Regions from separate parts of the Mus musculus genome. Here region 2 is linked to region 1. Evidence: chromatin loops called from intact Hi-C (ENCODE). Cell type or tissue: left cerebral cortex. All regions are shown on one strand. Links, peaks and the distances in the headings refer to the core of each region. The heading gives the core; the rest is flanking DNA.

Region 1 (15,780 bases), core at 4,657-12,656:
CGCCTATACATACTTTACCCTCACTTGTGGACTCACACACACCGATAGAGCTGTTGGTGACTAAACAAAAGGGGCAAGTCTAAGAGATCCACCATTTGGGATTTCACCATTGTGTTACTTTCGTTACTGCTGCTGTGATAAAGCATTATGACAAATAGCACAGTTCTCAGTACTATCTCTAATTGCAGGAAGGTCAAGGCAGGAACTCAAGTAGCTTGTAATGTTATATCCCTGGTCAAAATCAGGAAGAAAGCAAATGCACAATGCTTGCTGGTGCTCAGCCCCCATTCTACTCCCATAGAGTCCAAGATCCCCTGCACAGGGAATGGTGCTACCCACAGTGGGCTGGTCTTTCCACATCAATTAATATAATCAAGACAATCCCCCACAGATATGCCTACAGGCCAATCTGATGTAGACTCATTGAGACTCACCAGTTGATTCTAGGTCATGTCAAGCTGCTATTAAAACTATTACAAACATTTCATGGAAGTTGTGAAGGGGTTGACAGAAAGAAAGATGATTGTAACATCAATGGGAACATTGTCTTTTGATGTTACCATGTATTATTATATTATATGTCACAAGGACATCATGTAGCTTATGGCTATAACTATGTTCTATCTGTATGTGCTATAAACTTGAAGAGGAGGCTTAGATGGCTCAACACTTAAGGTAGCCCGCTGCTTCTCTAGAAGACCTGAGTTCAAATTCCCAGCATCTATCAGGCAGTTTAAAATGCCAGAATCACTTAGTATGTTGAAGGGGATTAACATTTCCTAAGAGATTAGGGTATGTCTTTAACACACCAGTTGTGGGGTGTGTGTGTGTGGTTATTTTGTATATGTGACAGTCAGAATGTATATGTCTGTAACAGTGCCCAGTCAGTGGCATGAGATGTGTGAGAGATGCAGACACAGGGAGCTAATCATCACCTCTTTCCAGCTCTTTATACTACCACAGGCCTCAAATATAAAATAGACAGTCTTTGCATGTGTCCTTGGCCTAGATCTATCTAAAGAATAAAAGAAACTACTATGTGCACATAGTATTTTAATTTTTGTGTGTGTATGTGGTATGCATGCCTATATGCAGGTGCACTTATGTGTGTTCATGCATATGGAGGCCAGAGGACAGCCTTAATTGCCATCCATCAAGTATCGTCCAGTGGTCTAGAGACCACCAAGTAGAATAGGCTGGCTAGCTCGTGAGTCCCAGGTATCTGCCCATCTTACTGCTGCAGTGCTAGGGTTGGGGTGGAGGTAGGTGATCTCTACTACTGCAGTACTGGGGTTGTGGTAGGGGTAGGTGCTCCTCTGCTGCAGTGCTGGGGAGGGGGACTCCACCCCACAACTGTATGCCATAATACTCTTCTTCCTACCCACCTTTACATTCAGCTTCATGTTCTCTCAGAAGAGAGTCACAAATCTACACCCTAAGTCTGAGTTTGTTCTGCCCAGGAATTTTCTGCACAATTGTACTTTGTCTAATCTAATTTTCTGCTTGACTTAGTAAATTCTTGTTGACTTAATTTGAATATTATGAGTGACTAAATGTTATCTAGTTAAGATGAACCCTCCAGGTAGACAGGCTCAAAAAAAATCACTGTCGGGGAGTAACAAGGCTGGCTGGGTTCTTGTTGTTATTTTGGTTTTGTTTGTATCATTTTATTTATTTTTTCTGTTTCAATGAGAACTTCATATTTTATAGTGTAGCCAGGCTAGCCTGGATCTTGCAATAACCTGCTCTATGAATAGCCAGGGTTACAGGCATGTACTACCATGCTGAGCCTGGGAACAGTGATTTTTAAATAAAATGTAATTCACTCTATTTTTATATAATGAACATTTCTCCATTTTTCACAAGTATGAAGTAAAATATTATATCTCTTAAATTACCCCAATATATAATGAAATTAATTATTTAAAAGAAAGGAAATTAGGTTTGTTTGCATAACTTATTTTCAGTGAGCCCATTGTGTCTTGTTTTCATTAGCACTTTATTAAATTTCTACTTATAATAAGGCTACAAAATAATCAGCTCTAGAAATTCATTTTCCATCATATCTGTAAGTGTTACAAATGTGGCCATGAAGACTTCTATAGTCAACAAATCTTTCTTTATTGTAAGATTAAATTTGAACTGGAAACTATTTTTAAACAGCTCATACGAACAGCTAAATGCCACGAAATTTAATGAGCAAAAAGAAACTGACAGGTTCCTGGACACATACTCCATTAACATGAGGCTAAACCATGAATGAAGGCAAAATTGATAACAAGTAATAATTGACACAGTAATTTAAATTTATCCCCCCAAAGTACCCAAACCAGATAATTTCTCTGTTTAATTCAACTAATCATTGAAAGCAAAGTAATACCAGTTCTACTTAAATTAACACAACTGTGAGTTTTTGCAAATAGATCCCAGAAGGCCAGCACTACCATTGACACACAAATCAGAGAAAAACACAAGAAGACAGAAAGTTGTCAGCCAATATCCTCAATGAACATTGGTGAAAAAAATTCTCAGGAAGTTAGCAAACCAAATCCAATAGCACATTTAAAAATATATTTGCCATGAGCAAACAAGAATTACCCTAGGGGTACAAGGATGGTTTAATAGCTACAAATCGACAAACAACACATCACATTGGCACGATGAACATCTATGATAAAACCTGAATAGATGAGGCACAGAAGAGAATTCAACACAATAGAACAGTGTGTGTGTGTACATGTGTATGCATGTGTGTGCACATATCCATCCATATGTGTGCACATATCCATGCATATGTATGTGCACAGCATGTATGCATGCATGCGTGTGGGAGTGTGTGTGTTTGTGCATGTGTGTGTATGTATGAACAGCTGGCTTTATGTTGAACTGAGAAAATCTTAAGGCTGTCAGCTTCATGTGTAGAACAAAATGAGAATATATGCCTCAGTATTTTTATTCAGCATAATACTAGATGTTCTTCCCAAAGCAATCACTCAAGAGAGAGAAACAGAGGCAGCTGGATTAGAAGAGTACACAAAACTGTCATTGTTTACAGATGATATGGTCTATTTTAGGAAATCTCAAGGGCTACACCACACACTCCTAGATCCAGTAATGAAGTCAGCCAAGATACAGATGCAGAGTTGGCTTGCACAGAAGAGTGGCTTAGATGTGTGAAAAGCACCGATTTCTGAAACAGAAAGTTACCTCTTTTCAACAGCTGAAAAGTACACCAGGAAAGAAACTTAACAAGAGAAGTAAATTGTCACAGCAGCATCTACGAAACACCAACCAAAGAAACCGAAAAAGACACAGAAAGCAGAGAGAGGCTTGATGTTCGAGGATTACAAGGATCATTACTGGAGGAGTACTCAGCTAAATGTAATGTATAGACTTGAGGAAATTCCTACCAAAATGGTAATGGTGATCTACGCACCACTGCAAAGAATAAGGCCAATGTTTACAATGGAGCCACAGAGGAAAATGTAAAAATCCTGAATAGCCAAACACTCTTGATAAAAGAAAATAAAGCAAAATGCTGGAAACAGACATGTAGACCTGTGGAATAGAACAGGGATAATAAGTAAATCTTCAGCCAATTGAGTTCTGACAAAGGCACCAAGAACATACACTAGAGGAAAGATGGTCTACTAAATAAATGTGCAGGAGGAGCTAGCTGTCCATAGGTAGAAGGAGGAAGTCACACAAAGCATTCAAAATGCACTAAGAGAGCAAATGCTTAATAGTAGGGCTTCAAACTATGCCATTTATGAAAACTTAAGAGCCATGCTTTCAGCACATTGGGATGGACAATGATTTGGAACAATAACCCCCCGCCCTCAAAGCATGGCAACCAAAAAAAAATATGCAAGTGGGATTCCATCAAGCTGATAAAAGCCTGAGGATTTTTTTAAAATCATAAATGAGAGTGATTTAAACATTTACAGCCACACAGCTCACAAATTTAAGTCTGTGCTCACACGAAGCCTGCAAATGAATGCCTATAATGTCCTCACCCGCAATCTCTCATAACAAAGAGCCCAACCTTTCTTCTCTTCCTGTGAGAAAATAAACAGTGGTCTATCCAGGCAGGGGAGGATCCCTCAGTAGGTACAGACTTGAGACAGATGCATCCAGGGAGAGAAGCCAGGCCACATGGGCTGCCTCCTGCACACCCAGATATCCTCCTTGCTAAAAGCAACATATGGGATGAAAACCACAGCAGAAGCTGCGAGGGCTGAGCGTGGATGAAAAGGATGCTGTGGGAAGGAGCAGACACCTAGGCATATAACTGAGGCTAATAAATAATGAGCACGCCTGCTACTCAGCTTTACACACACACACACACACACACACACACACACACACACACACACACACAGAGCATCCTGTCAACATTGTCCTGAGTACATATGAGCTCCACCCTCAGATTTAACCAATTAAATGTAGAGTCATGGGAGGCACAGTTTTGAAGGTGAGGAATTCTGGAAGAACCCTTAAAATACACTTAAGCAATTCTAGCAGAATTTGTGAAAACAGCCTTTACAGTGGGGTTAAGAAGCAGACTTTTTTTTTTTTTTTTTTTTTTTTACAGAATAGAGACCCCTTTGTTTCTTAAGATGTTTCCTGAGCACAGTGAACTTATTAGACACTTTGATGTCACAAAAATTGTGATGTGCATATGTACAAATGATCTAAACATGGCAAAAAGCAGCTATAATAAAAAAAAATCAATAAAGCAGCTTTTTTAACAAACACATTCTGCACTGGATCAAAGAGAATGCCGGGCAGCTACATGGTGCAGATCTGACACCCATTAGTTTTCCATTTCAAGGAGACAGCTTGGCAAGAGGAAGGCAAGGCCTGTCTGTAATGTCTGTAATGAGCTTCTCTGGGGCAGATGTAAAGCTGCTTTTCAAACAGAGAATAAATACATACATACAAGCCAGTGTGTGCCTCCTCGTGGAAAACTCACCTTCCAGGCAGGCTTGAGGAAGAGACAGATTCAAACCCCTTCAGCAGGAATCTCCCACCCCAGAATGCACTTCAAATGTAAATGTTTGGTCAGGAGCAAAACCTCCCCTTGGGTATTTTTGTTTTCTTCTGGTTTTAGTTTTTTAAGGCATTATCAAATAAAGGAGGAACTGGCTGCTAATGAGAGCTTCCCTGAACACAGCTCTCCACCCAAGGTATGTGCTAACAAAGAAGCTTCCACAAATATGGGATTTTTTTTAAAAAAGGAGCCTATTGGGGGTTTTATTTCTAACAACCAGTCATTTCAGGGGTTCACACAGATGGACAGACACCCATGCCAAGTTCTCACCCAGAGTTGCCTGGCTCAGTGACACGCCGACATCCCCAATAGCTCTCTGGGAGATCTCACTGAGCTTCAGTTTCCATCTTATTGTCCCGAGAACCAGACCTTCCCAAAGGTTGGGTTAAGAAGAAGCAAAGTGCACCTGAATCCCAGTCCCTCCATCTATGCAGTGACAGCAAGAGATGAACGCAAGGGACTCAGAGACAGTGATTTGCTTTTCTACCTGCCAGACCCAAAAATCCACCCAAAGAGGAATGCCACCAGCCCTAGCAGAGGACAGCTAGACTGAGAAGTTCACGGGACCCTAGGAATGGTACAGGTATGACACTGAGTGGGAGACATGAGACAAGCCACATCTCCAAAGGGTGTCCCCTTTGGAGCCTGGAAAGCGTGAACAGTCAGCATTTCTGTTAAGTCACTTTCAGGTACCTCTCCATCCACCCAGTCTCCACAGCCCTCAGGCTCAGGCCCTCCTCCTGGCTCAGTTCATAGGACTCTTTGTCATATGTTCTGGGAGGTGGTGGCTCTTCCTGGCCAACTGCTTCCTTATGGTTGGCTCCTCTGGTTCCTGTCTTTCACTATTTCCCCTAAGTTCCTGTATATCCATCCGACCTCCTCCCTCATCAAACTACTTACATGACCTTTCAAAAGGCACTCTATCTGACTCTCTAGGGAAGCTCTTGAGTGGCATTGGGTTCCTCTTGGCTCCCTCAGAGGAAGTGAATCACTCTCCCCTAGCTGTCCCAGAGCATTTCTGCCCAGCAACACTTGCAAAGATTCTCTCTGCTCTGTCATGTCTCCTGTGCAGTAAAATGACCAGGATGGAAGAAAGAAGTTATAAGAATCTGTCACAGAAGCCAGTAATGGCCCTTCACTTGGGCACATAGCAACAAAAACGGAATGACTGATAGACTCTCAGGACTGAAATAGAGCAAGGAAGAACAGGATGACTAAGATGTCCAATCAGATCCATGTGCTGTAGCCAAAAAACAGACTAGCCAGTGTTGGGCTCTGTGGATGTTTGTCACTTTATAAGATTTGTAATAGACACAAAAAACAATATAGATATGGTTTATAATAGAATTAAAAATGGAATAGTAACTATACATCAGTTAAGGCGCACAGAAATTAGTTCATGACATTAAATGGAAGACAAGGAGGAGGTAAAGGAGAGGTCCATATATAAACACACACACACACACACACACACCACATACCACTCATACATATACAAACATACAAGCACACACATATAAGCACACACACCCTACAATAAACACACATACAAATAGACACACACCACACACACATACAAACACACACATATATATATAAACACACACACATACCACATGCACACACATATACAAACACATACATACTACACATACACACAAACACACACATACCACATGCACACACATATACAAACACATACATACTACACATACACACAAACACACACATACAAACACACATACATACTACACATACACACAAACACACACATACAAACACACACACTATACACATACAAAAATGCATACACATATGCAAACACCACACACACACACACACCACACATAAACACACACACATACAAACACACACACCTTACACATACATATACACAACAGACACACAAGCATATACATATATATGTACATATTAAAAGACATACACATGGCTGGAAATATAGATCAGTAGTTAAGGGTACTCCACTGGTCTTGCAGAAAATATGGGTTCACTTTCTAACCTCCACATGGATGCTCACAGTCATGTGTAACCCCAGTTCCAGAGTATTTTATGCCCTCCTCTGAACTCTTCAGGCATTGCGTGGGTGTGGTTCATAGACATACACGCAGACAAAGCACACATGCACATACAACTTTAAAACTTTTAAACACTGAAAAAGGCGTACATTTACTCTTGTATTTTTGTGGTTTTGGTTGTGAGCCTAGCTTTTGACAGCTGAGCCATCTCTCTAGCCCCTGGCACACATGTACTAAAGGCCAGTTCTGTACACATGCAAGAAAGGATTTTGTACACAAGTATGTGCATCATCAAAATCTGAGTCTGAGGTCTGAAACACAGAAACAACTGGATCCCAGAATTAAACGGATGAGATCTGACTCCAGATAAGTTGCAGATCCTCCAATGGATAGTCTGACACTCACACACACTTTGGCAGCTCCCACTGGACTTATTTGAGACATGTAGCAGGGTAGGGGGAATAGTTGGGAAGGAGTGGGCAATAGATTTGATAATGAATACATTGTATGCATCTATTAAAATTACAAAAACTAAGTAAATAAGTATTGACTTATAAAAGCTTTGGTAAAATAGTGCAGATGAGAAGGTGCTAAAAGAGTTAAAGAAAAAGTGGAAAACTGTTAATGAAAACAATCTAATTAATGAACAAAAGTGGGACAGAGGCAAGGGCTGGCCAACTTTATCAGTTTGAAACTAAAGAAAAGGCTTGTTACTTCTTATTGTAGGAGCCTTGCACATATGTGAACATGTGTGCATACATGTGTGTGTGTATGTGTATGTACCTGCATGCATGTGTGCATATGCGTGTGTGAGAGACTATGTGTATGCCAGCATGCATGTGTGTGTGCATGCCTGTGTGTATGAGTGTATATGTATATGCATGAGTGTGTGCATGTGTGTTATGTCTGTGTCCATGCACGTGTGTGCACTAATGCATGTTGGCTGACAGACTGTGGGTAAGAACTAGTTTCATTGCATTTTTCTGATAAGCCAGTTTGATTAATCATACAGCTATCATGAATGTGCCATGGATCTGCCTCCCCACTTCTGGAATACCAAGTGATAAGATGCCACAGTTTTCACAAATGCGATTTACTTAGGGCCTTTTTAGATAAAAATTTCATAATCACTCAGAACTAAGCTTCCTGAGTCAAAAGAACTGATCTAAACACAGAGAGGACACAAGGACAAGGTCAGCCCTTCAGACATTACCCTGCACACAAAATACATACATATACAGAAAGCCCCACTGGCCCTGAGATACAGGCAAAATGGATGCTCTGAAAAGAAAAACTACATTTTGTCCTAATACTCGTTTAATAGATTTTTTCAAAAAATGTGATAAGAAGACTGGAAGAAACCTGGGTAAGTCTGGGTGGATTATGCAAATTCTCATTTCATTCTTGTGCTTCGGGGTGAAGTATCTGGACTGCTTTTTTTGCAGGCTGTAAACCCCCCAACATCCCCTATCTGTGCTCCGCAGCTGGTAAGCAGAACCAAAGGATTAGGCGTGATAAGCATGTGAGGCCTCCGGGAGCTCAGAGGAGTCTCAGATGCACAGTTCCCTGGGGCTTACGATGTGGATTTTAAAATGCATTTTCCCAATCTTCTGCAGCTTATCTCAAGTTAGAGGTTCAATATTCTCCCTCAGTGAGAGGGAAATGAAAGAGACAAAGAATGTGCTGCCTCTACTGCAGGGGCTACACAAACTGTCCTCTGTAGGTTACCCCAGGATGTAGAGAGAGACCTTCCTCCACCTTTTGAGAGTGTGAGGTTTTTACTGTGAAGACTCCATATTCTTTTGTGAAGCAGCATCTCATTAGCAAAGCTTCACTTGGGCTGAAAGAAGGATGAACCTGGCTTCCTGTATCTCTGCCATCTCCAGACTGAGAGCTCAGAAGACTTGATTACTGCAAGCAGGTCCTTTCCAGTCTAACTACACGAAGCCAGAAGCCTAGAGATGTCTCTCCCAAGGCCTCATTTGGCAAATGCACACATATTTGCCATTGGTGGCTTGCTACACACTCAGGAATCCCCCAGGAAGTCCTAGGAGCCCAGGGACTGAGGCAGAATTAAGCATGTCCCTACAATAATATCCTCACCTTCCGAGAGCTAGAACTTTCCATGCTAAAACAAGGGAAGTGCTAAAAATAAACCTGAACAGCAATGTTCTACAACAACCTCAAGCAGGGGGAGACATCTACAGCCTCCATTTTCCTGATAAAACCCAACAGAAACAGGTCCGGCTTGAGTGAACCTCAGAGATCAATTAATTAACACCCTGGATGGTCATGTCAATCAAAGCTCGGTCTGCCTTTATTTGCTGATGTAGATAAACAGGATTAACTAAGGAAAGTTACTTTTTATTATGTTTTCCATGTTGTAAAACCTGCACAGCTGTGTGCAGAGCACCCTAGTGATACCCTGGGCTTCCTGACACAGTCTCCCTAGCTGCAATATGCCAACAGAACCACTAACAGACCACTGGAGAGAAATCAGCAGAGTGTGGTCTCCTTGAGATGTCATCTAGTGATGATGGATTTTTGAATGCAAGGATAGATTTCAGTTGGGGAGCCTAAAAATCAACTGGCATTGAAACAGAATTATAAGCACTAAGGTCTGGACAGTGAGAGAATTGTGAGTGTCTGTGCCCAGTCTGTAAAAGCAGATAGGGTTAATGGCTTCTTCCTGTGACTCTGGGGCTCCCTGATTTCAAGCATGGCAGGGCCGGGGCTCTAATTAAGAAATGGGTAGTGCTGTTCACCAGTTGTGTGTAAGCTTTAAGCTAATAACTCAGCAATTACGAGAAAAATGAGCAGTAATTACACCATTTCACTCGCGGCTAGACAGATGGAACGCTCTCTCGTTATTGGCAAACTGTCACCATATTCGGCTCCTTTTTGCTGTTTACTATTTTTGTATTTTGATTAAGAGTAATTATAGGCTAGAAAAATATGAAAAACATGAATGTTGGGCATTCTTTAAAAATAGAAGGCCCTTCTCCCAATTCTGTGTTGACGGGCTTGCCACGAGATCCATTAACACAGCATCTGGCATCAACACCCTGCATCCTCAAGATGGTTGAGGCCGTGTGTGTGTGTGTGTGTGTGTGTGTGTGTGTGTTTCCCTGTGTGTGCGTGTGCATGTGTGAAATGGTTTGTTAACAACATGGTTCCCACAGAGCCTCCTGGTGACCTGCATTTGGGGTTTGCTTCCTCTTTTCATTTTGTTTTTATGGTTCTGTATCTCTCATGGTCTCTCATAACACTTCCAGCTATTGAGCACAGAACTCCACCTGCCTCTGGAATGACCTAACAGTGGGAGAGCTCTCCTGCCTGTGGCACCCATGGCTCTGAGAAACAGATGGTCTACCCTCACCACAGTGACCAAGTACAGCAAATTTGTCCAACCACAGTGATGCTGGGTGTGGCCCACATATCTTCTTCCAAGCCTTTGAGTATGATCAATATCACCTAAGATCATATGATGCTGACCCTTTAGTTCCTGACTTGTGACAACATGAAAAAAAACTAAGAGGATTCATGATCAACAACTAGTCATAACTCTAGCTGGTAATATTGGTGCTCATATGGGCTGGAAGTGCTCATGCTTTTACAAGAAATATCAGTGGCAAATAAGAATATACATATTGAACACATGGGCTTACTATTAGTCAAAAAAGTATGAATTTTTGCTAATATGAAAAAATGTCTACTTTCAGTTAAGTCTGAAGTATGAATGAATGTGTTGATCTCATGGTGCTTTGTGCGCCTCTTTCTGTGTATCTGAGAACATGTGTGTGCATGTGCATGTGCATGTGTGTGTGTGTGTACATGACAGGGGGGAGGGAGAGGGGGAGGGAGAGGGGGAGGAAGAGGGAGAGGGAGGAGAGAGAGGAGAGGGGGAGGAAGAGGGAGAGGGAGGAGAGAGAGGAGAAGGAGGAGGGGGGGAGGGAGAGGGATAGAGTCTGCATGAATGATTGTGTGCATGTGTGAGTCTTACTGTAAATAGCTTGAGCCAGGATAGCTTGATTCCAAATCTGATGCCTGTGAAGGTGCCCTCCTAGGGTGATCACACCCTCTCAGTACATCACAGTCTACACTAAGCATAACTTGCAGACAAAAATTACTTTTTTCCTTCCTAAAAGGCAAGCCTGGGAACATCTAAGAGACTGTTTGTGATGCATTTTCTTAATGGGAGAAAAATGGGGGCTTGTTCTACACAGGCTGCGTATTGATTCGTGGAAGGGCTGTGTGTTCACACTCCCACTTGCTAATGGCCCTGCCTGTGTGGTGATCTGCTGAGCCAGCGAGAGGCACAGAATTGATTAGGTCCTTTAACAAGCCCTGGACTGTGCTTCTCAGGGGTTGGGTACACAAGGCAGGGTGGGTGCTGCAGCACATGAGCCAAGAGAAGCAGCAGGAACTGAGGGAGGACTGTGGACGTGGGTGCTTTTTTTTCTTTTTTGGTAAAGAATATTCTCTGCAGCTGCCAAATAACTGACTTTCTTCCCAGGCTGGAGGGAAAGAAGCAGAGGGGTGACCAGGTGCAGCCTGGCAAGGGGCTGCAGACCTGATTCTCTCTTCTCCCTGTCACCTACACTGCAGTAAACCTCCCTGTGCCCACACTGCTCACACAGTTTAAGGGGAGGGGCTTGTGTCTCTCTGTCTTCATTTCTGTAACACTGCACCATGAAAGTTTAACCAAAAAGCAAATCATAGAAAGCAATTAGGCAAGTCAGCTCAGCTAATGGCTTCCCAGTGATTGATGGGCAGATGAGTGGGAGAGAGGCTGCCCTATGAAGCCAATTGCTAAGGGAGTCCAGAGAAGCACCTGGTGCAGAGGGGAGATTGTCTCACACACTTTGTTCCATACCAGGATCCATATGTCCTTGTAGTCTGAACTTTGGTCTACACCAGCTGAGAAGGGCTGGTAGGGTGTTCAGGGGTCCCCCTTCCCCAGCCCCACATCCTCCCTGATAATAGCACACACCACATACATATCATATATGGCACCCACTATATATATATGTGTGTATATACATACATATATATATATGTATATATACATATATATACATATATATATATATCTGTGTGTGTGTATACATGCCACATGCCCATTTCATATACATTAGGTACACATTATACTCTTCATCACACACATACACACCATAGACCCCAGGAAACACAGCTATACAGCACACACACACACACACACATGCCACAGACTCCAGGAAACACAAGTACACAGCACATACACGCACACACAGACACAGACAGATAGACACACACAGACACACACACACACACACACACACATACACACGCACCACTAGAGAAACTCCTTGGAATTTCCATGGTTTTAACCAAAGCAGCTTTGTCTAGTCAGTTTTCTCTCATTTCTGTCACAGGCCACAGCTTACAAAGACATTCTCTTTTCACCATCCTGTGAGCTTGTGTTGGGAGCCGGGGCTGTTCACCTACATATTTGTGCAGGTAGGCCCCAAATGACAATATTCACAAGTCCTTAGAAGAGATGTTCTAGAATATTCCAACCTGAAGACAGCAGACTTTCAATACAACAGAATTTCACCTCAGCTCAGCAGATGTGCTGACTCTGAAATTAAGAGCCTCATAGCCCTATCCAAGTTCTGGAGCAAAAGCTGTCATGAAAACAGCAAGCATGCCCCAACTGCTATTGCTTCCTGTGTGGACAGGTCACCTGTTTGTTGTCCACCATCTGACACAAGGCCCTCACCAGAACTAAGCAATGTGGGCATTATACCCTTGAAACATCAAAACTTGTACTACATTAACACCCTCTTCTTCATACATATTGTGAGAGAAGGAGAGACTGATAGGAAAGACATAACATCTGCAGAATAATCATCCTGAAAATCACTGCAACCCTCTGGGTGCCATTTCTTACCTGCAAAAAGATAGGCTGGGTCTCAGCCATGTTGGAAAGGGTTGAGGGCACAAAGGATGATGGGAGAAAATGGAAAACATGATCAATATAAAAAGGAGAGAGGCTGTACTGGATTTCAGTGGGACTGACAGTCTAGTCTAATGCTAGTGTGAGTTCTGAGGACAGAGAACAGGACTCTACTGTCTGTAATTCCCCTTCTAGCCCCAGATGGACAGGGTCACTTTCAGATGCCATCTGAGCTCTTAGTCACAGAGCCTTCTCTCCAGCCTCAAATCTGTGTTTTGGTCTTTGCAGTATTTTGGAATCTTCTGGCTATGACTAACTACAAGTTACAAACATTGCAGAAAGATTCCAGTCTCAGGTTGAGGACACAAAGCAAAATGTGATGTGTGGCAGACAAGCTCATTCAAGATTTTGTTGTTATTAAGTAATTTTGGAGACCTCTCTGAAATCTATACCTAGGTCAAAGTCCAGTTCCTCGTGTATGGTGGTAAAATTGCTAATGAGAGACAGAGACATAACAACTGTAGCACAGCTAAAAGACAGATTTTCTAGAGTAACTTGCAGACAACTTAAATCTTGTCCATTCAAAGATTCTTTCTGAAACTATGCACCTTCAAAAGTCACCATAAGTGTTATAGCAGCTGGCAGCCACCTTACATTGTCCAATGCAGAAGCTCATGGACTTCCCAACTTTAACTTGTTTATGGGACACCACATATCCACACGAAAACAAAGATATCACTAGCTGCTTTTAAGAATCCAGATGCTCTAGCAGGGTGGTGGTGACGCGCACCTTTAATCCCAGCACTTGGGAAGCAGAGGCAGGCAGATTTCTGAGTTCAAGGCCAGCCTGGTCTACAAAGTGAGTTCCAGGATAGTCAGGGCTACACAGAGAAACCCTGTCTTGAAAAACAAAAACAAAAGAATCCAGATGCTCTTAAATGACCTGGCCATGTGTCTTCCACATTCAAAGTGCCACACATGCAGTGTGTGTTACATACAGAAGGGAGAGATACTAGTATTGGTTCAGAGGCAGAAAATGAGTTAATTCCATGCATGCAATGGATGTCCCTCAGAACAGTGAAGAAAAGGAAGAGAAACAGAGCTATGTATTCATATTTTGACATCAAAAATGACTTTTAAGTAAAGTCAAAGATTCAGTAGATTCTGTTCTACTCATAGTCCCAAGGGTAGTGTGAAAATGACAGAGCATCTTGTGCAAATGCCTGCATCAGAATTTAAGTCCTTCTATCTGATTCTGAATTCACACACAAAAACCAAGTGCTCAGCCAATTACTCATCCTGGGGCTCTATGTGCCCTTTAGAAATGGCCAATGGGACCTTTCCTTTGGTACAAAGGCCTGGGAACACGTCTTGGCCAAGCTATGATCTGTCTTCATGTCCTTCAAGAGAAAGTAGGAGAGGGATGGCTGGAGAGTGGGTTAGGCAGGCTGCCTGTAGAAACTGTCCAAGATCTAGGCAATGGACATTTCAGGTTGATCTGCTGTCCAGTTCAGATGCACCTTGGATCTGGCCTGTGATGACATTAGGCTTGAGATTCTAGATAGGCTGCGGCTAGGGCTGGCAGCTTGAGCCATTGGTTTCTGGTACAGAAACTGTCTCCAAACAGTCTCGTTGACAGTGTTCAGGCTAACTGGATAGCACAGTTGTGAAGACAGAAAATGACTAAACCTTTACAAATAGTAGAAATGTACTATGTAGTTCTAGTTGGCATGTTCTTTTTCAGTATCCTGCAAGCTTCAAGTCCCCTGTGTGTGGCAGAGGTGCATATGTACATGTGGGAAGGGTAACTGCACCTGTGTGCATGCCCACAAAGGCCAGAGGATGGCTTTAATATTATCTTCCACCACTTTCCACCACATTCCTTTGAGACAGGCTCTCTCATTGAGCCCGAGCTTACAATTTTCCAGCTAGGCTTCTAACCAGCAAGCCTGAGAACTCTGTCTCCACTCCTTTCCTCCTGCCCCAGTGCACGCTCTCTCTCTCTCCCTCTCTCTCTCCCTCTCCCTCTCCCTCTCCCTCTCCCTCTCCCTCTCCCTCTCCCTCTCCCTCTCCCTCTCCCTCTCCCTCTCCCTCTCCCTCTCCCTCTCCCTCTCTCTCTCTCTCTCTCTGTGTGTGTGTGTGTGTGTGTGTGCGCCTTACCACGGTTGCCCTTTTACTTGGGTCCTGGGGATCAAACCTTTGGCCCTCATGCTTGAATAGCAAATACTTTGACCTACTGAGCCATCTCTCTAGTCTCAAAATGCCTTTTTGAGTTGATTTAATTGGATGGATCATAGGGCCCCCAATGGAGGAGCTAGAGAAAGTACCCAAGGAGCTAAAGGGATCTGCAACCTTATAGGTGGAACAACAATATGAACCAACCAGTACCCCTGGAGCTCGTGTCTCTAGATGCATATGTATCAGAAGATGACCTAGTTGGCCATCAGTGGAAAGAGAGGCCCATTGGTCTTGCAAACTTTATATACCTCAGTACAGGGGAACGCCAGTGCCAAGAAGTGGGAGTGGGTGGTGTGATGGTTTGTATATCCTTGGACCAGGGAGTGGCACCATCTGAAGGTGTGGCCTTGTTGGAATAGGTGTGACCTGGTTGGAATGGGTATGTCACTGTGGGTGTGGGTATAAGATCCTCACCCTATAGTTTGCCTGGAAGTCAGTCTTCCACTAGCAGCCTTTGGATGAAGACATAGAACTCTCAGCTCCTCCTGAGCCATGCCTGGATACTGCCATGCTCC
Region 2 (15,780 bases), core at 3,758-11,757, 150 kb before region 1:
TCTCCCACAGTTAAATGAGGCTCAATTACACACTGCTAATTTAAGCCCGCACACTGCATTCAACTGTGCACCTAATTACCCTGTTTAGTTTGTTAATGATCAGAGCTTTGCCTGTGCAGATCTTAGAGTCTGCCATTAATCTTTACTCTAGTTAGATTTCTTGTGATTTTTTTTTCCAGAATAAATCCTTCAGAAAATAAAATGACATTAGACTTTTAAAAAAGGGATTATTTAAGGATTAATAATAACAACCAATGAAACTCAAATAACTGGAACAGTACTCGTTGGTTTACATGATGAGGGGACACTTGTCAGTCACTACAGGGCCACTCATGTCTAGGAAGAAATGTTTCAGTTAGAGGCAAGAATAGCAATTAGACAAAGGAGAGAAAAGAAACAGAGGACTGCACAGAAGGACAAAGAAATGAGCCTGGACAGAGGAGAGTGCTTCCCCAGGAGGGAGGGGGCCTTGTCTGGTGTCTGAGGATTAGACAGTCAGGATGAGACACAGAGAATGTGTCTGGTTGGAGAAAATTATGGAAGTTTCATGGGCTTAAATTAAGATATATTTTGAAAACACAGACTCCAGGACAGAGTGTTGGTCTGGATGCTAGGGTGAGGGAGAGGATAATGGGAAGTTTTCTCCTGGGATCTGGGGCATGTTCTTGCACATGGTGGGCTGTGTAAGAGCCACCTCTACTCGGTGGGGAGGATGACAAGGAAGGACAGAGAAGGACTAGGTCGGGTAGATTAGTGTTTAAAGACAAGTAAACAGGCAATGTTCCCTGAGGCTATGCTGGAAGGACATGTTTCCTGTGGGCAATATCTTCCAGTTGTGATATGCACTTTGCCATGAAGAGTGGAATCACCGACCTTCAGGAAATAAGTAAGGCTGGAGATCATTGTGTTAAAAGTGCCCTCCAAAAGACCCAACAAGCAGCTGAAAGAGTCAGATGCAGTTATTTGCACCCAACCAATGGACAGAAGCAGCTGACCTCTGTTGTTGAATTAGGGAATGCTGAAAGAAGAAGGGTGATCCTGTAGGAGGACCAGCAGTCTTAATTAATCTGGACCCCAGAGATCTTTCCAACACTGGACCACTAAACAGACAGCATACACCAGCTAATATGAGGCCCCCAACATACATACATATAGTAGAGGACTGCTGGGTCTGTGTTCATTCAGAGATGATGCACCTAAACCACAAGAGACTGGAGGCCCCAGACAGTTTAGAGGTCAGGTGGAGTGGGGGGTGGGGGCATCCACGTGGAGACAGGGTTGGGTGGGGAGGAGGTGTGGGATGTTGAACAGTCAGAGGGTGGATGGGGAGGGGTGGGGAATGGAATATGGGGTGTGAAAATGAACTACAAATAAAATTAAATGAAAAACAAAGTGCCCAGATACTGGGTGAATCTGGGAGCAATCAGAGATAAGTCAGGAGTGAGTATGATGAAGATACATTGTGTGACATTCTCAGAGAATTACTATAAATATTAATTAATTAAATTAGTACAAATATATTAAAGTAACGGAAAGATGGGTATTATGTTTTCTCTCACATACGGAGACGGAATAAAATGAAATTTACTGGGGAGATGGCTCAGTAGGTACAGTATTTGCTGTGTATGAATAAGGACAGATTTAGATTCCCTGCATCCACCTACAAGCCTAGCATGGTGGCATGCCTTTGTAACCCTAGCGCTGGGAAACAGAGCAGGAGGATCCTTAGAGCTTATTGGCCAGTCAGACTAGCAAAAATTGCACAATCCTGATTCATTGAGAGATCTTATCTCAATAAATAAGTAAATAAATAAATAAAATAAAATAAAATAAAAGTAGAGAGCTCCTGGGGAAAGCTTTTGAGGAATTCACTCAACATCAAATTCGGGTCTCTACTTGCACACACACGCACACACACACACACACACACACACAGAGCACACACACACACATACAGAGAGCGAGAGAAACAGCGACAGAGAGACAGAGCGAGACAGAGAGTGAGACAGAAACAGATAGAGAGAGAGGGACAGAGATAGAAAGAGAGAGGCAGGTAGAGAAAGACAGAGAGATAGACACAGAGAGAGAACAGAGAGAGATAGAGAGAGAGATGGACAGAGAGAGAGAGAGAGACAGAGAGAGACAGAGAGAAAGACAGACAGAGATAGAGAGACAGACAAAGAGAGAGGAGAAAGAGAGACAGAGAGATGGTTTGTTATGACTTGTGACTTGATGTGAATTTGGCCGGGTAGAAAAATCAGAGAATACATCAAAGCATGACGTAGACAAGGGAGGAAAAACCATCTTTTGTGTAATCATTCACTCATCATAATTTTTTTGAGACAGGGTTTCTCTGTGTAGCCCTGGCTGTCCTGGAACTCACTTTGTAGACCAGGCTGGCCTCAAACTCAGAAATCTGCCTGCCTCTGCCTCCCAAGTGCTGGGATTAAAGGTGTGTGCCACCACACCCGGCATTCATAATTTTTTTAAGAATAAATAATTGTAAAATTTAAATCTAGATAATTTTAACTACTAAATCAACACGTTAAAAAAGAATAAACAGTGGAGGGAGCTGACATGAAGGCCTTTCCGGTCTCAGAAAGTGGCTGAGCCAAGTTTTAGAAGACCCTGGGCCTGTGATGGAGATGTGCTGAGATCTAATTGTGACATCTGCCCATGTGGTGCCCACGTAGTGCACAGATGGTGTGTGGCAGTGAATTCTGTGACGCCTGTCCTCGTGGTGCAGATGACATGCGGGAGTGGATTTGAAAAGTCTCAGATGAGGGCAGAGATTGTGCTCCCAGCACTTATGTTATGGGGTAACCTGTGGATAGATTATGAGATCAGCTTCATAGGCTGTAACTTCATCAGTAAGCATCAAACAACAGGGGAGTGGGCCTTGCCAAGGGTTTGCTTCACTGGGATGTGAGAAATGGGGCTCTGAGTGTGTTTCTGGGCTCCGTGTCTGTTCAAATGTGCACAATGGACTCAATATGAACTGTGATTTGAATTGTTTTCCTTATTATGATGCAGACACAGAATCTAGAGACAGGATTTCTTTCTTTGCAGAAGCTTCCATAAAAGAGGAAATCTAATCTTCCTCACACATAGTCCAGGTCTTTGGGATTATTTATTTTCTCTTTATGTATGAAGATTAGTGGGTCTGTCACTGACTTGGCTGTATTTTCAGTAGGAGCTTCAGCAGAAGCTGCTGATATTGAGGGCTTTCTTTTATTGTTTTTACTTACATCTCTCTTATTATTAGCTGTTTTAATGCAATATCATGTGAGATCTTTGGGTTATGTTTATTTCCTAGACACAGAGGACGATGTATTAAGAAATCATAATGCGCTTCTGTAAAGTCACACAAGTATCTATGCAAATATATTACAGACATAGCTAAGGGTAGAGAAAGAAATGCAGGTCTCAGGGTCACCCAGGGCTCTAGGATGCTGATCTTCAATAATCCTGTAGAAACTCAACCTTCACTATGAATAACTCAGGTTCCTGAGTGGCATCCTCAGCTGCTTCCACACAAAGCCCACCAGCTTTCAGCATGCTCTGCTGCAAAAATAACCAGTAGAATCCACATAAATGGATGCCACATGCAGGGGTAGCAATGAGATCTGAGATTATCTGAAATGAACTCCTAGTTAGAGGGAAAGACCACAGTATATCAGGGTGAGTAGTTACAAAGCAGAGCAAAGACAACCAGGTTAATAGACACAACAACTACAGTCAAGAGGGACCAGAGAACCAGGCAGGTGGAACTGCTATCCATATGCAGCTATTTTAGCCTCTTTCTGTTGCTGTGACAAAACACCTGAACAAAAACAGCCTAGGGAGGAAGGATTTATTCTGCTTATAGCTCCAGAGTGGAGATGGTCCCTCATGGCTGCAGGAGCCTATGGTTTCCCTGGCAGTCAGAAAGCAGAGAGAAGGAAACAGGAAGAAAGGCCACCCTCAAAGCCTACCCCAGTGCACTTCCTCCAGTAAGGCTTCACCTACTACGTCTTCCATCATCTTCCCAAACAGCACCACCACTGGAGACATGTTCCAGTGTGTGAGTCTATGGGGACAGTTCACGTGCAGTTGTGCTGCCAAGAACTGTGCTATCTCCACAACACCACTGTAGCCTCCTCAATCCCACAGACTCATTCAGAGGAAGTCTCAAGGACCCAGCCTCCACCAATGTTCATCCAGCCCCTTCCAGGAAGCTGCACCATGTGATCTCTCTCCTCCACTTGATGTCCTTCTTTGTAAATATCCACCACTTAGAGCCTTTGGGAGGTAATTGCATTAACCAGAAGTCAGTATATCTACATATACTGCTGAATCTATTGACTTTACATTTAAATGCAGCAATGCAAGTATTCTTTTTTCATTATGTTATTTATTTATTCACTTTACATCCCAGTATCAGCCCCACTTCCAGTCCCCTCCTCACACAACTCCTCCATCCCCTTATATTCTGAGAAGGAGCCCCCCCCCCATCCCTCCACCCTGACACATCAAGTCACTGCAGGACTAGGTGCATCCTCTCCCACTGAGGTCAGATAAGTCCACGCCCAATTAGTGGAACATGATCCATAGGCAGGGACAACTCCCCACCAGCTCCAGTCCTGGGGGTGGGTGGGACACACATGAAGATCAAGCTGCATGCAAGCTGCACATCTGTTACATATGTGTGTGTGTGGTGGTGGTGGTGGGGTGTTAGATCCAGCCATTGCTTGATCTTTGGTTGTGGTTCAGTCTCTAGGAGTGGATATTAGCCATAAAGTATAAGACAAACACTACAATCCACAGACCCAAAGAAGCCAAATAATAAGGAGGGCCCCTGGGAAGATGCTTGAATCTTTCAAATAGATATCAGAAGTGGATGGATGGAGGACACTGGATTGGAGAGAGGATGGAGCAGGGTCAGGGTATCAGGTGCAGGGAGAGGAGAGAGAGCAAAAATCAGCAGTGGTCGGGGGTGAGGGTGTCTGGGACATGCCACAGACCTGGGATGAAGGGAGGCCTGCAAGTCTATGGGTGACTCTGGCTGAGACCTGTAGCAGTGTAGGTGGTAATGGAGCCTGAAGTGGCCACCTCCTGTGGCCAGGCAGTACTCCCAGTGGAGGGATAAGGACACCAACCCAACTACAAAACCTTCCACCCAAAATGTGTCCTTCCTGCAAAATTGGCAGGACAAATTTGGGAGAGAGATGGAGAAGATGGCCAACCAATGACTGCCCCAAATTGAGACCCATCCCGTGGGCAAGAACCAATCTCTGACACTATCATATGTTATGCTGTTATCATACTGTTATGCTGGCAGACAGGATCTAGCAAAACTGTCCTCTTGAGAGGCTCTACCCAGCAGTCAAAGGAAACAGATGCAGAGGCCCACAGCTAAACATTAGATGGAGCTCAGGAAGTCTTGTGGAAGAGTGGGAGGGAAGGATTGAGGGACCTGAAGAAGGCAAGGACTCCATAGTAAGACCAACAGAGCAAATACTCTTTATGCACAGTTTGCTTTAGACATACAGAGAGAGCTATTTAGACAACCAAAAGGAAGTAAGGGTGTAGATGGAGTTAAGGGATTGCAGGTAATCTTGAATGCAGTTCAAGAATGGCCTAGAGTTGGGAAGCTTTGTGTCAATGTCCCTTCCAACAGCAGGTGAAGTTATATCTTCTTAGCTGGTAAAGGCAGTGACAAGTGGCTGCCAAGAAAGAAAGACAGAATCCAAAAGGATGGGGCGATTAGAAAATATCCCGTTGTATGCTTGCTGTCCCAGAAGGCCAGGCCAGCGAGTAAGAAAAGCGTGGGGAGGTCTGTGGTTGAGGACTTTGGAAGGGGCATCTGTGCCTTGATGAGTTGCGGGGGGGGGGGGGGGGGCGGGGCGGGGGGGGGCGCGACCGGAAGCCCCAGGGTTTAGGAGGCAGGGTGACGGTAGGTAGGTGGTAGGTAGGTGGGGGCAGCTATTTCCTGGTCGTTAGATGGGAGATAAAAACTGGTGAAATTGGGTGGAAAACAGGTGATGTAGATACAGAGCCAACAAGGGGTAAAGGGGTAGAGATCGGGGATCTGGGGGTTGGAGGGTCAGGGGCCATATGGCCCACCCTGGATGACAGAGGCAGAGGGTGGAGAAAGCCCAAGTAGGTGCACTGCTTTGGCTGAGTTTTCCTGTAAAAGATCAGGTTAATTCCCAGATGGTCCTTTAGGGGGAGCCCTGGGACCTTTCCCTGTCCTCTGCCCACCTTTGAGCCTGTCTCCCATGTCTTGAGGCTCTCATGGTTAGTACTTTATCTTTAGGGGGGGAAAATCATGAACTCAGGGCATTCTAAGGGCTTTCCTCCACGGATTAGTCAGACCATGATCGGTAAGAGCGCTTTACAGGTCTAAGCACAATGCGCCCAGTCCCATCTAAACTGCCACCCAAGGAGGGGAAAGCGCACAAAGGGTATGTGAGCTCGTTGCTCTGCAGAAAGCCGACTCTAAATTTTGGTTTTATTCTCCATATTTTTCTTCCCCTATTTTTGCCCTTAGCAAGTTTATATTATCAGTTTTTTTGTTTTGTTTTTTGTTTTTTGTTTTTCACACCAGCAGGACACACTCATTCTGTACCAGTTTTCATTAACAAGTCTCATGACAAATATGAGACTTGCAGCAAAACTAGCCGGTGCGTGTCACACACCCTCGGAACAGAACATGGTAAAGTTGTTCACTCCTTTGACGCAATCCAACAAGTGTTTAATAAAGGTAGAATTTCCCTACAGAAAATATGAGTGAAAGTCCCCAGTGTTCTGAGATAATTTACCCTCTTCTTGAGATTGAATGCTAAAGCATTTCCTCAGCTGTACATCCTACCTTAATATCCCTGAAAATTATTCTCCTGTCATGTTGCAAAAGTTCAGCTTGTCACTTAAGAATAAAATGAAGCCATTTTAAATGCCCCACACTGAGGCCATCTTTCTGATATTAAATTTTAATTAGGGAATATCTTTTTTAAATAACCAATATTTTATCCTGAGAAATATGAGGACCACACAGAGCAAAGGTAACATTATTTTTTTTAAGTGGGCACCATTTAAAAAAATAATCTGAGTACATGTGTATGCATCTTTGTGTGCATCAATGCTAAACTTCCTGCTATGGATGGCTCAGGATTGATAGGACTCTGATACACTTACTAAACACTTTGGCCTATCTTTCAGACATTGAATCTCACACACAGTAGGCAGGAGCCGACAACTGTACCCCAGCCAAGTCCTCAAATCATTTAACCTTATAGACCTAGCTGGCAAGGATCTCAATATGTAAACTACAATTTCAGGTTTTTCTGATATAGATTAGTTAAAGGGAATTAAACCACACACCACATCCTTGTTCTGAAGAGATGAGATGTGTTGCAGCCACTGGATGGATGGGAGCTCCCTCAGAACCTTCTCTTGAAGGCACAGGTCACCACTGCTGCCTACACAGCCGTTCAGTGACCTCCTTACAGATCGTCACACCCATCAGACGAGGGGAACCTTGAGAGCTCAGGTCTGGGAGAATGCAGGGGTGAGAAGAGAGAAATGCAGGTGAAAACAGCAAATGAGAACCTTATATCCTAGGAGGACAATTCTGCTCATTCTCTCGATCATTCTCTCGGGAGCTTAATCAGGTACCATTGGGAATGAACCTTTGTCACCTTCCTATCACTGATGCTATCTCCTCTCCTTTTCAAAGTCTCTTGGAAAGGTGCTATGTTTTTGCTTAGGAGAAAGAAACTGATGGAGCCTCAGTTAATATTTGCCTTTCCGGTTTCCTCTCTTGTCTGTGCCCAGTCTCATTCACACCAGAACTCAGTTTCCGTGCCAGTGAACAAGTAGATCTCAGAATTCAGCTGAAATTTCTGTCATTTGTCTTAGCTGCACAGAGTGAAAGTTCTGGAGTCTATCAATCATCACCAGACAGCGATGACTTTAGACAGAGCTGTAATAGCCAGGCAAGAGACAAGAGTCTCTACTTTCCTCCTGACAGGTGTGAAGGAAATTTGCATGACCCACGGGGAGAGGCCTGATGGACTCTGAAGAGCTGCTGCTTGCTGTGACAGCCCCTCACATGCATGCCACTGGCTTCACGGTTCTCTGTGGTGTCTGTGTAACTTTCCCCATATTGTGGTAGCAACGATCTGCAGAGGAGATGGTTGAAAACAGAGATGCAGGTATACATATTCCTGGAGGGGAGAAGTTGTGAGATCAAGCCATCCACACCACGGCTGTGTTTCTGCCAAAGCCTTCAGAGACTGACTGGTCCTTTCCAGAACAGTTCAGCTTTTCGTTGTCTGTTTTATGGCAGTGTGATGACACCTTTATTGGGCTTTGTTCCTCTGCATCTGTGTCCAACTTCCTCTCTCACAAGTACAGGATCCACACTGGATCAGTGGTCTTCTGTACCACTCCACTTATCCATATTGGATAAATAATATCTGCAAAAATGACCCAGTTTCAAGTCACGCCATGTTCTAAGGTCTGGGGATGCTAGTGCTTCAGGGAATCATTAGACACATGGCTTGTGACATCTGGACCACAGATAAAAAGTTTAAAATAGGAGCAGAAATGATGGTCCATTGTGAGGCAGAGGCAGGAGGGAGCTCGAGTGTGGGCAGAACAGTGAGTTTGAAGAGGCTAGCCTGGGCTAGATAAAAATAAAGTGCATGAGAAACTATACTCATAGTGTTGCCCCCCAAAGGTGAAAAGTGGAATTTCTCCAAGGAAATATTTTATTTTAGAAAAATGCCAAGGAATATAATGCTATTGTATGGGGTGCAGAAATCACCTCAGCCCTGAATTGCACAGAGTCCTAGCCCCTCCACAGATGCTGCTATAGCAACGGTTGCTAAGCACATGCACCCGCTGCTGCCTTGTCCTGTCTATGGGGATGGGCAGAGGACAGGGCACTCTTCCTCAGATAAGCTCTGAAGAAGCCAGTTCTGCATTTAAAAACCTGCACACATAAAATCGAAGCAAACATCTGGAGGCAGGGGAATATCACAGCTCACTTCCTCCTCTGCCTGATTGCCGTAAGAACACAGTGTGTTTGTCACTTTTCCATCAGTGTGTGACAAATGTCTGGGCAAGACAACTTGAAGGGATGAAGCAGACTTGGTTCATGGATTCAGGCCATCGTGGTGGGGTGGGTGGAGTGGGCAGCTCACAACATGGTGGACAGGAAACACATGGAGAGAATGCTGTGCTGTCTCAATTTCTGCTTTTATTCTCTCTCCTTCCATCTGAGCACTGGAGAGGTGGCTCAGGAGAGAAGGCACAGGGTGTGCAAAGCCCCAGGTTTCTTCATTAAAATGATAAGGGAACAAAACCATTCTTACTCTATGCAGGATCTTATGTGCTCTATGTAAGACCCTAGCCTATGAGACAAGATGGTACCACCCATATCCAAGGCAGGTCCTTGCCACCATTCTAGAAGCATACTTCATAGGCAGCCTGGCAGTGTGTTTCACTGGTCTATGTGCTTCAAAGTTGATACCCAAGATTAACAACCACATAACTCTCAACACAAGTGACAAGCAGCGCAAGGAGATGTCTCAGCCGGTGAAGTCATTTGCTGTGTAAGCCTGGTGACATGGGTTCATGGTGAAAGGGGAGAACTGGCTTTTGAAGGTTGTCCTCTGACCCCTACACATGTACCATGGTGCACATGAATACACAATCACACACGTGTGCACATACCCGGGCACAAACACACACATGCATGAACGCTCATGTGCACATGCACACACACATGTACATGAACACACACAGTCATGCACACACATGTGCGAATGCACCCACATGCAGAATCTTGACACGGTGTAGTGACTCATCAAGTAGAGTATATGTACATAGGATATTTGTCTATATTTCTGATTATCTCCTCAGTATGCATCTATGAAAATTCTGGGGGTCCAGTCTTCATTTCTTTGAAAGAAAGATATTAAATTGGTGGATTGATGGTGTGGATTCCAGCTGTTGAGTGTTTTAAATGATCTGTGATGGTGATCTGCTTAGGGTCTAAATACATGTGAACACATACATGCATAATATATATATATACGTATATATATATGTATATATAAAATATTGTCTATAATATATATATGTATATATATATATATTCACATTGCCTACCTCACCCAGAGCATTTATGAGCACAGGGAGGGAGCTGTGATCTCTGGTGATTGCCATGCACCAAGGATTCATAACATGTTTTTTAGTGCCCTAATTTTGTGATTTGGGCAGGATATCTGAAGTTTTAGATACAATCATTTGGGGACTGAGGTTACACAATCTAGGTTTCCTTGATTCTCGGAGACACTATTTACTGCATCAGACTGGATGACTCATATGGCCCAGGTGACAAACTGGGGCATTCAGCTCTTTTTAGTCAGGCCCTCCCTGTTCACAGACCCACAGGGGATACCAAACCCTGAAGATGAATTGGGCCTTGTACACACCAGCTAACTGGGGAGCAGTGGGGGCTGAGATAAATGATAGGCAGATTTAGGAGGAGGGGGCTTAAAACTTGGTGGCTTTGGGGCTGCATTAATTGTACAGGTATATATATAAACTATGGCTAGGCTAATTTTCCGTGAAGTTTCCTAGACATGTGAGGAATAACCTAGATCCAGTAACAAAGGTCACAACATTAAGTTCTAGCTTCCTCCTCCCTCCCCTTCTCTTCTCTTCCCTGGATAGTTCCAAATAAATGATTTCATGTGGGAGCAGATTTCAAACCTCAGAGGCTATTCTGGGACATTCTTTTGTTATTTTTATTTTAATGAAAGTCAAACTTGAAGACCAGAATTTTTTCCTCTTCAAAGGTCAGGACTATTTTTACTTCCCTTCTGGATATGTTTTTAATCAAAACTTCCATCCTCGTCAGGACCCAGCCTTGTTACAAAGCAATTTGTCCACCTGCAGAGTTTAACATTTTCTCTATTTTAAGCTGATAGCTGAAAGAAGTTTGTAAATGCATGAATTTTCTTAGTCCTCTATAGAATTTAGAGGTTTGTACCTGGATTCCATAATCCTCCAGGAATTTTGTTTCTTTTTTTCTTTATCTTTAATCATAATACTTAAAAAAAAATAAAGTCCTGAGATATTTTTCTCTGTATTCATGAACTTTTAAAAACATGTCCATTGAAGCAACTTTGCAAGGATCTGTTTCTGTGAACAGAGACTCAGGGCAAAACATTGGGGCTGGCCTCAATCTTGGTAATTTTGACTTATTCTTCACTCTGGGGCCCTCATGTGGAGTGAAGGAATGGGGATATTAGCATTTGCCATGTGACTCTTTGGTCTCATCATCTGTTGTGTGAACAGCTCTTGAACGAGGCAGGCAAGATGACTCAGAGGACAAGGAAGAATGCCAGCAGGCCTGACACGAAATTCCAGAAAACTACATGGTGAATGGGAAGAGCCTATGTTGGCAATTGTCCTGATTTCCACACACTCACCTTAGCATGCTAAGAGGGCACACAGATACTCACACTTAAACTCATACACATTCTTGTTACTAGCTTCAGGGTGTGGGCAGGAAGGGGGCTCTGTGCTAGGACTTGAGTTCCTTGTAGCTCATAAACAGGCCCAGGGCTCTTTGGGGATCCAAAAGATCCTTCTTATCCTGGAGTGTGAATTTATCAGGAGCTATGGCTGCTAATGGCTTTACAAGACTCCATTTTTATTTAAGACTTGAGATGTTGACAGAGAGAATCCAGCTGCATTCAAGCGGTTGAGGTCTCCTCCCTGAATCTGCCTGGCCGGACAGCCTTTCTGAATCTCTGAGATCAGGATCATATCAATCCAGTGACCTGCCAGTCATTTCTTTAGATCCACCCCCTTCATTGCTCAGAAGGCAATTTACTCAGCCCTCACATTCGATTAACAGAAGGCAAAACACCCTGTCACCCACCATCATCATGATTGTGTTAAAGATCTGATACACAGGTGGGGCAGGGTGAGGAGGGGAGACTGTGCTCTGGATTCCTCTACTCCAGAAAACATATTTCTGGATTTTGCATTCATGATGAATGTATTCTTCAAAAGGATTTCTCAGGCTTCATGCCTCCAGTTTAAACAAAAAGCATAGGGAACAGTTCTATTTTTAGATATTGACCTCAGAAAATTCTACCATCGTGTAAAGTCCATTCAATAAGTGTGGCCCATTACACACTAGCTCCATGCCAGACCAAGAACAGCACTCTCTCTGTCTGTCTGTCTGTCTGTCTGTCTGTCTGTCTCTGTCTCTGTCTGTCTGTCTCTTTCTCTCTCTCTCTCTCTCTCTCTCTCTCTCTCTCTCTCTCTCTCTCTCTCTCTCTCTCTCTCTCTCTCACACACACACACACACACACACACCCCGTGCAGAGAATATGAGAATATGTTTGCATTCCCTCCTATGTTCACTGCAGAACTGCCCACAACAGCAACCACCACTGTGGACCTAACAGTGACCACAGCACAGAAAAATGGATAAATAAACTGCATATGCACACAGAAGAATACTACTCGGCCTTTACTAAGAAAGAAGTCCTACAACAGGTGACACATGATGAATCTGGAGGACCTTATGTTAGTGAAATAAATACAACAGTCTCAGAAGGAAGCAATGTCCTCGTGTAAGATTTGAGAAGTGAGGAAGGAGTAACTTGTCTTCCCTGGGATATAGCCTGAGACTTGGAGCATTTCAGATCAAAGGACACAGCTTTTAGCAATAAGTTAAATAAATTATCACCTGGTATGCTGATTATAGTTTAAAAAAAAATAAAAGAACATATTGTAGCTTGCCAAGAAGCAGATTTTGTCTGGGATGATTTCATATTTTAACTAGCTTGACACAGCAATTCACAGTATATACATATTTTAAAAATTCATTTTGTGGAAGCATATATACACACATATCCGTATACGAGTGTGTATTCAGACTAGATCTGGATTAAAGGTGTGTTTTCCTACCTTAAAGATCCAGATTAGAAACAGATCTTCCCACTTCAAATTAAGCAGAAATCTCACAGATGTGCCCTCTATTTTTAGGCTCTAGTTAATTCCAGATGTAGTCATGTTGACGACCAAGAATAGCCACCACAGGCTCAACAATGGCACTTACCCCTGTTGGAAAGTTCTAATAAGGAGAACACAGGTGGCAGCGACTTCCCCAGTCAGCTACATCACTATTTTTGTGAAAGTGTGAGCCAGTTAAAAAAAAAAATCTATGATAAAATCATGACTCCATCATTCAGTTATAATCACAACTTCAGGCTGGAAAAGTCAGTCTCCTTTTGACAATAATATTTGCCTTTGATCTAAATAAATAAGCCTTACTGAGTGCCAATCATGTGCAAACATGTTCAAAATGGTGCCTTGCTCCTGTCTCTTGGTTGTTCCTCTCCTTGCTTCCACTAAATCACATAGTTTCTATAGCCTTGGCCCTGGAAGAAGGTCAAGGTAGGCACCACAGCCCCTGCAGCTGTCACTGTGGGTAGACGTGATTGAGGGTTGGAACATTGTATGTACCTCATACTCAGGAATGAAGCCAGTCAAGCTAATGTCTCCTTCCCTTGTGCCGCAACTGGAAAAATCTCTTTAGCTTTGAGCCTGGTGATTTACCCAAGTGCTTTGTCAGGGAATTTTGTAGTAGTCAGATTCTTGCTGGCAGGTGAATGACCTCTTCAAGACCTCTGCACTTTGATAATCAGAGCTTGCAATTTCCAAGACATGCCCACCCGTGTAGTACTCCGAATCTGTGTCCTTTAAGCTGCAAGTTGCTGCCTATTGTCAGGTGATGAAACAAATACGTTGATTTCAAGTCTGGCGATTCAGAAGCAGACGCAGAAGAGGAACAGCATGATCCAGCCATCAGACCACATGGCTTAGTAAGGAGGATTTTTGTGTGCTTGCAAGGAAAGGATGAAAGATGCGATGTTCTCCTCTCTCACCGACACATTAGAGCTGCAGTTCATCTCGGAGGGGAGTGGGTGTATCTGCAAGGATTGGGTTTACAGGAGGAAGCAAGGGGTGAATATTCAGACTGATCTCAACAGCAAGAGTAGACTTTTAATAGCCTGAGAGGTGGTGGCTCAGGGCCTGGCTGCAGGGACAACCAGAGCATTCGATATGAGATCTGAAGTAGGCTTTGTAGCTAGGAAAGGAGGTTTTAACAGGGGGAGAGTGGGGGACAGTTATCTGTTTTATTTTATTTTAATTTTTTTTAAAGAAAGCTGTTTTTTTGTGGGGTTCTGTCTTTGTTTTGATTTTGGTTTGGTTTTGGTGTTAGAATGCATGGGCAAGGATAGCACGGTTACCCGCTTTCATAACCATTGCTATCTAGGGTCGAGGCCAGCTCCTTTTCTTACTTATTTTGTTTTCCTACTCTGGGAACGATACAGATAGCTGGGTTTCTGGAACTCTGAGCCTACTTTTGGGTTTTGCTTTTTGGGAAAGGGGAATTTTTTTTCCTTTAGTGTCTAACTGTGGTTTTATTATTCATTTTTTTTTGATAGAGACGCTAGCATTTTAAACATGTTCATGGCCATTCTTATATTTTCTTTGAAGTGCCTCTTCAACTATTATGAATGCTTTGAACTGGGGCATTTGTCTTGCTGCTGACTCCTAAATATTCTTTCTGTGCTTGGAAAGTGCATCCTTTGAAGCTGGGCTTGGCCTTGTCCATTTCTTAATGGCGCTTTTGAAAAAGCAAAGGTTTTTGTTACTGTCTTCATCCTTAAATTTACTTTATAGACATTTTTCTCTTGCAGTTTGTCTTCTTCTGTGTCCCCAGAAAAACATCATTGCCTACTCTAAGAGTCGTTCAATTTTTTTTTCATACTCTCTTTGGGAAATGGAAAATTTAGTTCTTTTTTTTAAAAACAGATTTATTTATTTCATTTATATGAATACACTGTAGTTGTCTTCAGATACACCAGAAGAGGGCATCGGATCCCATTACAGATGGTTGTGAGCCACCATGTGGTTGATAAGAATTGAACTCAGGACCTCTGGAAGAGCAAGCAGCTGATTCTCTTAACTGCTGAGCCATCTCTCCAACCCAAAAACTTAGTTCTTATGGTGAGGTCAGTGTCTACCTCACTTTCCCATGGTGTAGCAGTAATGGAAAAGCCCTTTTGCACAAGGATGCCTGAATGTCTTCCATACAGATATCCAAATCTTAAAATACTGATTAGTACACATTTTTTCTTTACTTCACTGAAATGCTGGGTCTTGCCAATCTTTGAGCCTGCTAGTAGGGTTGGAGAATAGGGAGGGAGAAACTTCGGTGTTTCCATGATTTTGAGGTACTGGAGCCTTTGACATGTTTCTAAGCTCAAGTCAACAATATACATTCACTCAGCACTTTCTCTGGTCTCCACAAAAAAAAACAATAGTAAAATAAAATAAACAAACAAAAGCCACATGTTTTGATATTTTACAGTGTCACAGAATAAATGTACAATGTAAATTAAAGTAGATTTTCAGGCTAGGGAAATGGCTCAGTGGGTAAGTATGTTTGCTTCACAAGCACGAGAACCCGAGTTCAAATCTCCAATGACTATGACTATTTTAAAATGGACAAAAATAGCTATATACATGCTTGTTGTGTGAGCCACAGTATGAGGATGGTTTGGGCTTTCTGACCTCAAGCCTATCTCAAGGTTCAATAGGAAATGCTGTCTCAGGGAAATAAAACAGGCAGAGAAATAAAGCAGGCAGAGAGAGAAGAGGACACTAGTGCCTAACACTCTCCTCTGACTTCCACAC

What was found. Peaks named below come from ENCODE experiments on the same cell type or tissue, not always from the same donor. Only the 100,000 strongest peaks of a DNase experiment are listed, where the experiment ranks them.
Region 2: a loop joins it to region 1, with 2.5 times the contacts of the local background. A loop is called at or near these places in 7 of 42 quality-filtered maps.

Annotation. Positions count from the first base shown.
Region 1 is chr16:96,998,157-97,013,936 of GRCm38, forward strand. The region is part of intron 3 of Dscam (DS cell adhesion molecule); the gene reads right to left. Among named protein-coding and RNA genes, the nearest start is that of Gm32432, 120 kb to the left of the region's middle. In left cerebral cortex, for the core only: no CTCF peak of the experiment used is centred there; DNase peaks (open chromatin) are centred at 4,911, 9,073, 9,926 and 11,431; H3K27ac peaks cover 700 bases.
Region 2 is chr16:96,846,397-96,862,176 of GRCm38, forward strand. The region is part of intron 3 of Dscam (DS cell adhesion molecule); the gene reads right to left. Among named protein-coding and RNA genes, the nearest start is that of Gm32432, 28 kb to the right of the region's middle. RefSeq lists an enhancer at 1-1,572. In left cerebral cortex, for the core only: CTCF peaks have their summits at 6,203 and 8,735; DNase peaks (open chromatin) are centred at 6,206, 9,178 and 11,394; H3K27ac peaks cover 407 bases.